Regions from separate parts of the Homo sapiens genome. Here region 2 is linked to region 1. Evidence: read pairs that join two places in POLR2A ChIA-PET (ENCODE). Cell type or tissue: PC-9. All regions are shown on one strand. Links, peaks and the distances in the headings refer to the core of each region. The heading gives the core; the rest is flanking DNA. Region 1 has its middle 230 kb from the start of LINC00460. Region 2 overlaps EFNB2 (ephrin B2).

The links. ChIA-PET counts read pairs that join two places held together with the same protein. Peaks named below come from ENCODE experiments on the same cell type or tissue, not always from the same donor. Only the 100,000 strongest peaks of a DNase experiment are listed, where the experiment ranks them.
Region 2: POLR2A ChIA-PET joins it to region 1 with 8 read pairs; 4 of 35 experiments call an interaction of 5 or more read pairs at or near these places.

What each region holds. Positions count from the first base shown.
Region 1 is chr13:106,142,984-106,145,908 of GRCh38, reverse strand. No RefSeq gene overlaps it. Among named protein-coding and RNA genes, the nearest start is that of LINC00460, 230 kb to the left of the region's middle. In PC-9, for the core only: no CTCF peak of the experiment used is centred there; a DNase peak (open chromatin) is centred at 1,508; H3K4me3 peaks cover 399 bases; H3K27ac peaks cover 1,834 bases.
Region 2 is chr13:106,519,579-106,522,503 of GRCh38, reverse strand. All of the region lies in intron 1 of EFNB2 (ephrin B2), which reads left to right. Among named protein-coding and RNA genes, the nearest start is that of EFNB2, 15 kb to the left of the region's middle. In PC-9, for the core only: a CTCF peak has its summit at 1,673; a DNase peak (open chromatin) is centred at 1,153; H3K4me3 peaks cover 1,428 bases; H3K27ac peaks cover 1,541 bases.

The DNA of each region.
Region 1 (2,925 bases), core at 217-2,716:
GAAGTTACAGAATGAATGGGGGCTTGGATCTTGGCAAAACAGGTTATAGGAGAGGGGAGAAGAGGAATTCTGTTGAGGGGCAATACATAATTCCTAGGGAGAATTCAATGAGTTTGAAGAACCTATGATGGTCTGAATCAAAGTCTGTTGGGCCCACAGAGTGAACAATGGTTTGTGACACAAGTCTGTTCAAGTTTGAGAGACTTTAGTCCTCTTTCCTGTGAAATTAGTTCAGTTAATGAAAACTTATGGAGAGGACCAGAGGTAATTTTTTCTTCTTTGGTAGGTCTGGACTTTAGTCAGATAAGGGAGCTTCAGAGAATGACTTCATCCTATGCTTTGGGAGAGATAGTTGGGGATGGAGGAAGGTCAGAGAGACCTTGAGGCTTCTTTGTCAGTTCAGCATGTATGAAGACCACAGTTTGGTGGTATTGGTTTCCCAGCTCCAATACACTGTAGGTCTCCACAAAGCAGGCCCAAGGGGTGGGAGGGAGAAGGAGGGAAACAAGAACTCCAAGTTAAGTTTAGGATTCTGACAGTTGCGTTGGTTGGACAATAAAATTGCTGAAACTGGACTATTAAAAATGACTGGAGGACTTCCCTTATCTAACCAGAAACACCATGTGACCTATTTGAGCAGCCACCTAAGGATCAAAGTCTGTAGAGAGAGGTTTCAAATGGACAGTAATGAGAAAGGGGAGCCTTGTTGTTTCCTCCCTGTCACCAATGGAATCTCACCCTCTCAACTTAACAAAGAAGACTGCAGAAGATCTTTTCTTGTAAATCATAGCAGTAATTTTACACAGAAGGTATCTTTCTTGAACTTGTTTTTGAAACAATAAGGATATTGAAAGCCTTCCAAAAGTTTTGTTAACATTATGAAATAAATTGTGTGTTAGTTAATATCAGGAAAAAAATTTTATGAAGATGTCACTTCTGAAAAACCCCATGCATGGTGATCAGTGGTGTTGCATAGTGAAGGAAAACCCACCAGGCTTGGAACTAAAACTAGAGCAATATCTCCATTTGGCAATCATTGAATCTCAGTTGTGGTAGCTTAGCCCATCAAGGTGATACCAATGTTGTTAAAGAGAGGAAGTTAAACGCACTAACCAGAAAGTCTCAGAGTACACTCAAAGTACTTTAAGGTTGTGTTAGAAACTAATAATAAAGAAATTCACAGTTTAAGCCGACCTCCCATCCATGGACTCAAAGGGCCACATGAAGGAAGTGGTTTAAAAGACACCCTGTGGTGCCTAGGTATTGGAAGTCAGCCTTAACTATAAATTTCCTTGTTTTCATTAGCTTGGGTTACAACAAGCTGAGCATTTTTTGAATGCCCTCTTAGGTAACTTCCTTTTTTTTTCTTATAAGTTCCATAGTAAAAGAACTTCTGTAATCAGTAATCACACATTCTATTCCTATTTTATGTACTTTCACAATGAAAGACAAACTTATTCATGATCTCATAATTACCTATCTTGTCCTGTGTAACAATCCATTCTTTGTATCAGAAAACATTCTTCTAGGGATTTGGTAAAACCGGTTGAGCAGGTTTTCCTGCAGAAAAACCCAGTTCAAACAGTAGCTCACAAATGTAATCTCAAGTATTTATTTTCACATATGAGTAGGTAAACATCAAATACATAACCAGCAAATTTTTTTTGAACATTCAAAGGTAGCATTAAATTAGTGCCTGGGAATAAAACAAAATACCTCAGGTATTTAGTGATCAGTCAAAACAGGGAAACACAGTGATGGTAAATCTCATGACAGAACCCAATGGCTGGAGACTGCAGCCCATTTTGATGGCAACCTTGAGGTTTACCTGTGGCCATTGGGGCTGGAGGCTTTAGCTCTATTTTATTAAAAAGCAATCCAAATGACTCTTTCAAAGATTCGTGTGTGAATATTATTGAATTCATTTACTGACTAAACACTAAAATTACATGTTTTTTTTAATGACTCAAGTCAGTATGACATTTCATTCCATTTTGCCTTCATTGGCATCAATGAAACTGAGAAAGAAGTGCACTCTGTGTTATAATACCACAATTTAATTTTTTTTTTTTTTTTTTTTTTTTACTATTAAAGAAGTGGAAAAAAAAAGACAGTTAGATAAAAGGTAAAAGTTTAGGGTAAAATTCTGCAGCTCCTTTAACCATAAAATAACATTAGATCAACATCATTAAATGCTAGTGTAACTCTTATCCCAAAGCCTCTTCCGAGTAAACAATCCCTCCAGGATATCGGTTTTCTGTAGCAATGTGCTTAGAAAAAAACCCTTAGTTTCTATGCCAAGAATAAAATTCTAGCTCTCAAAATATTTGCATATGTAAACATTTCCAAATTCATATTCTATACACATGCTAAAACCTCTTGGTGTTTATACATGCTTTTGTGATTAGTCTTCAAACTTTTTGTTGGCCAGATATGTAAAACCCACAGCTAGAAGTTGGATATTAGAAAAAAGGATAAAAATAGCAATAAGGATAATTTTGTTCATTATTAGCACTTAAAATTATGCTTAGCTCTAAGAAGGAATTATAAAATACTGAAGACCCCAGGTAGAAGTATTTGTAATTTAAATTTTACCTATGTTTAGGTTTGTACCCCAAATTTGTCAGGATCTCTTAATTTGAGAATAGGGGAGTCATTGGCTAAGACATAAGATAAAAGGTGCACCATCTTGATGGGACACAATGGTTTTCCTTTTCTCTCCAGTTGAGGCAAATTCAACTAGGGTTTTTGATGTGACATGCAGTCTAAGACATCACAGGCCAATCAGTGGATGTGCCTGTGATGGGTTAAAAATGAAGGCACATAGACACACCTAATTATATATAATTCACCCTAAGATGTTCAAATTCTAAATATTGGGGAAATATAAGAACTTACTAAAAAGGTGCAATTTAGCTGTAGCAA
Region 2 (2,925 bases), core at 192-2,691, 380 kb before region 1:
ATTCAGGTAAATGAGCAAATGGATTTGAACACTCATATCTAAAACAAGAGAGAACCAGCTGGAAATGCCCTTTGAATTTCTTTCTCTATGTAAACCATTTTTCTTTCTGGTGCCTCACCTATAAATAACAGGAGTTCCACCTTCCTTTATAGACTCTTGCTGAAAGCATGGTTTGGAACAAGACCGTACAGGTGCACACAAATTACAGTTGGGAAAGAAGCCTGCAGTGCATCTTGTCTCTGAAGGTTATGAAATCCTCCTTTTAGTAATGGAGCTGGCGTGATCAAGCCAGCAGGATGAAATTTGGCATTTGTGAGATCACCCCCCTTCTCACTTGCCCACTGTACATAGCATCCCAGCCTTACTCTTCAAATCTCCACATTTTTTCTTATCTAGCTACAAAATTCATAGGCTGATTTTTTTGGGGTGCGTGTGTGGTTTTTTTTTTGTTTTTTTGGTAAATAAAGACCTGCATTTTTATTTTGATATAGGTGGTTGAGTTTTGTCTTTAATTTCATGACAGAGATTTAACTAGTCTCAACTTTTGAAAAGACAACAATGATATTTGGGGATCACACACTTAAAGTTAGATTTCTAGATGATTAATACCAAAGTAGATGATTTTTTAGCCTCAGCCATTTATAGGTATGCCCTTCTGTGAATTTTTTATGACAGTGAAAATCATGGCACAGATAAAAATTAAATAAATACTTCTGTTATTTTCCTGAAGAAAAAAAAAAAAAGCTTAAACTATGAGAATACTGTCTTTGAGCACTTTAAAATAAAATTGACTTCAGCCAGCAGGATTTTGAGCATTACATCACAAATAAAAAACAAGATTAACATCAAAAGGAGTCAGTTTTCATTCAATTGTGCAGCACTGTGGGCTGTGAAATTTAATATTATTTTGACTCATATGCTAATTGTAGACTGACAGAGGAAAATGGATTGTGTTTAAATAAAAGGATACACAGCATCACACGCAGCTGTATCAAATACAAGTTGAGGTCTTTGGGCCAGGAACTGGGGGCCCTCTAGCTCTGTTATTGCAGATTCAAGTTTGACAAATAAAACTTTCCTTTAGACTGTAGTTTAATTACTTTTTTTCAAAGGTATGCGTGATGAAGAGGCACAAATACACCTCACCTTGAAGAGTTGCTAAACTGGTTTGTGTGCCGATCAGTTCACCGTGTGTTTGAATTTCTGTGCTTCTCATCTTTCCTTTTCTTGAAAAGATTTTGCTTGTCATTGGTGTGAATTGTACCCCCCACCCCCACCCATCTAGTCTTTGCTCTCAGATTTATAACACTTTAATGGTTCCAAATTGTATAGCCTGCTCTTAGACCCCTTTTCTTTTCCTTGAATAAATCAGGTTCATGTTGCAGACGATATTTGTTTTAGGAAAGTGTGAAAGAAGGGGCACCTGTGAAAACACGCAATTGTTCCAACACACATATACATCCAAATTAAAGCAGAAAATGTCAAAGCCTCCAATCACTACCTTATTTCTTGGAGGTTTAAAGCCGCTGAGAAGATAGTGGTGCCCTCGCTGGAAGTTTTAAGGTAATTACTTTTTACTCTAAGCAGTAGTATCTGGTAACCTAATTCCGTATAAACCTGACACCCTATCGCTACACCCCAGTATTTCTCTGATTTCAGAATAAGTCTGCGTAGAAACTTGTTCTGATGTTAAAGTGCAAAAGGGGGCAGTAAAGTGCTATCCACAAAAAAGGAAAAACATTTTCCAAGTATTTCTTATTACTGCCTGTGTCTTTCGTAGGCCCTGCCTTTATTTATTCATTTTATAACAAAACTCTTATGTTTGGGGCATTCAGAGAATACCTTATTAAGCTGTTGCAGCAATCTAGCATTAAATGGAAGACATGCAAGACTGAAGATCCTGCCTGTTTATGAAGTGTGCCATCAAATTCACATGCTCATGATGCAGAGTCCTTCTTTGGGAGTATTCGTATTCCCAAGTGCACAGAGCACTTCGGAAAGGAGCCTTGGTCTTTGGTGTTAATGCTCTCCTAGCTCCGTATAGATGTGGCAGGCCCAAAGTACATGGTGGGGTGAAGGGTCAAGGGTTTGGGCTTATCCAGAGCAGCGTGCATCCTTTGTCAGGAGGTGACTGGAAACACCAGCCAATTACAGCAGAACTGCAGACTGCTCATCTGCATTCGGAATTGCAGATGAACCAGTTTGTACTCGACTTCTCTTCTTCACTGTAGGCTTTGACATTTAATTAAAAATTAAAGCCTTTTATGGAAAAAGTACATGTTTTCCAAAATGGGGTAAATTCGAAGTATACTTGATACAGAACACTGGCTTGGGAATAAACCTGTGATATTACATGACTTTTGGTTTGCAACTGCTAGGCTGAGCCTCTTTGTAAAGCTGGGATTTAGAATCTTTGAAATGTTTGTACAGTTCAATGATTAAGCATAAATTGTATATATTCCCTTTTTTTCACTTATTTGAGTAAACAAGTTTGTTACTACAGCTTCTGTGGACTCAGAGATTTATGTATTAAATAGGCCACAACTTCAACTAGGATAATTTTATTTATCTGCTTGTTAGGGAATTGCATCAAAAGTTTAAGTCTGTAGGCATTAAATATTTTAAATGCTTATTTTTAAAGTCAATTATGAAAGATAGCACAAAGTTTTTCTGAAACTACATTAAAAAAATAATGTTTTAATCTTATCACAAAAGCATTGACTATTTATTGCAAAGAAAACACAGAAAGCTAAAAATCATTCTAAGTCCACCATTCAGTAGCCCAAAGTGGTCTCAGGTAAAGGCGGTGTGTGTGACCATTTGTTTATGGTTGTCTCCGTGCAGTCAGCAAAATAAACAGAACAACATGCCATATATTATTGATGTGTATATTTTCAACTGAAATTAGCCATCTGCTTACAATGA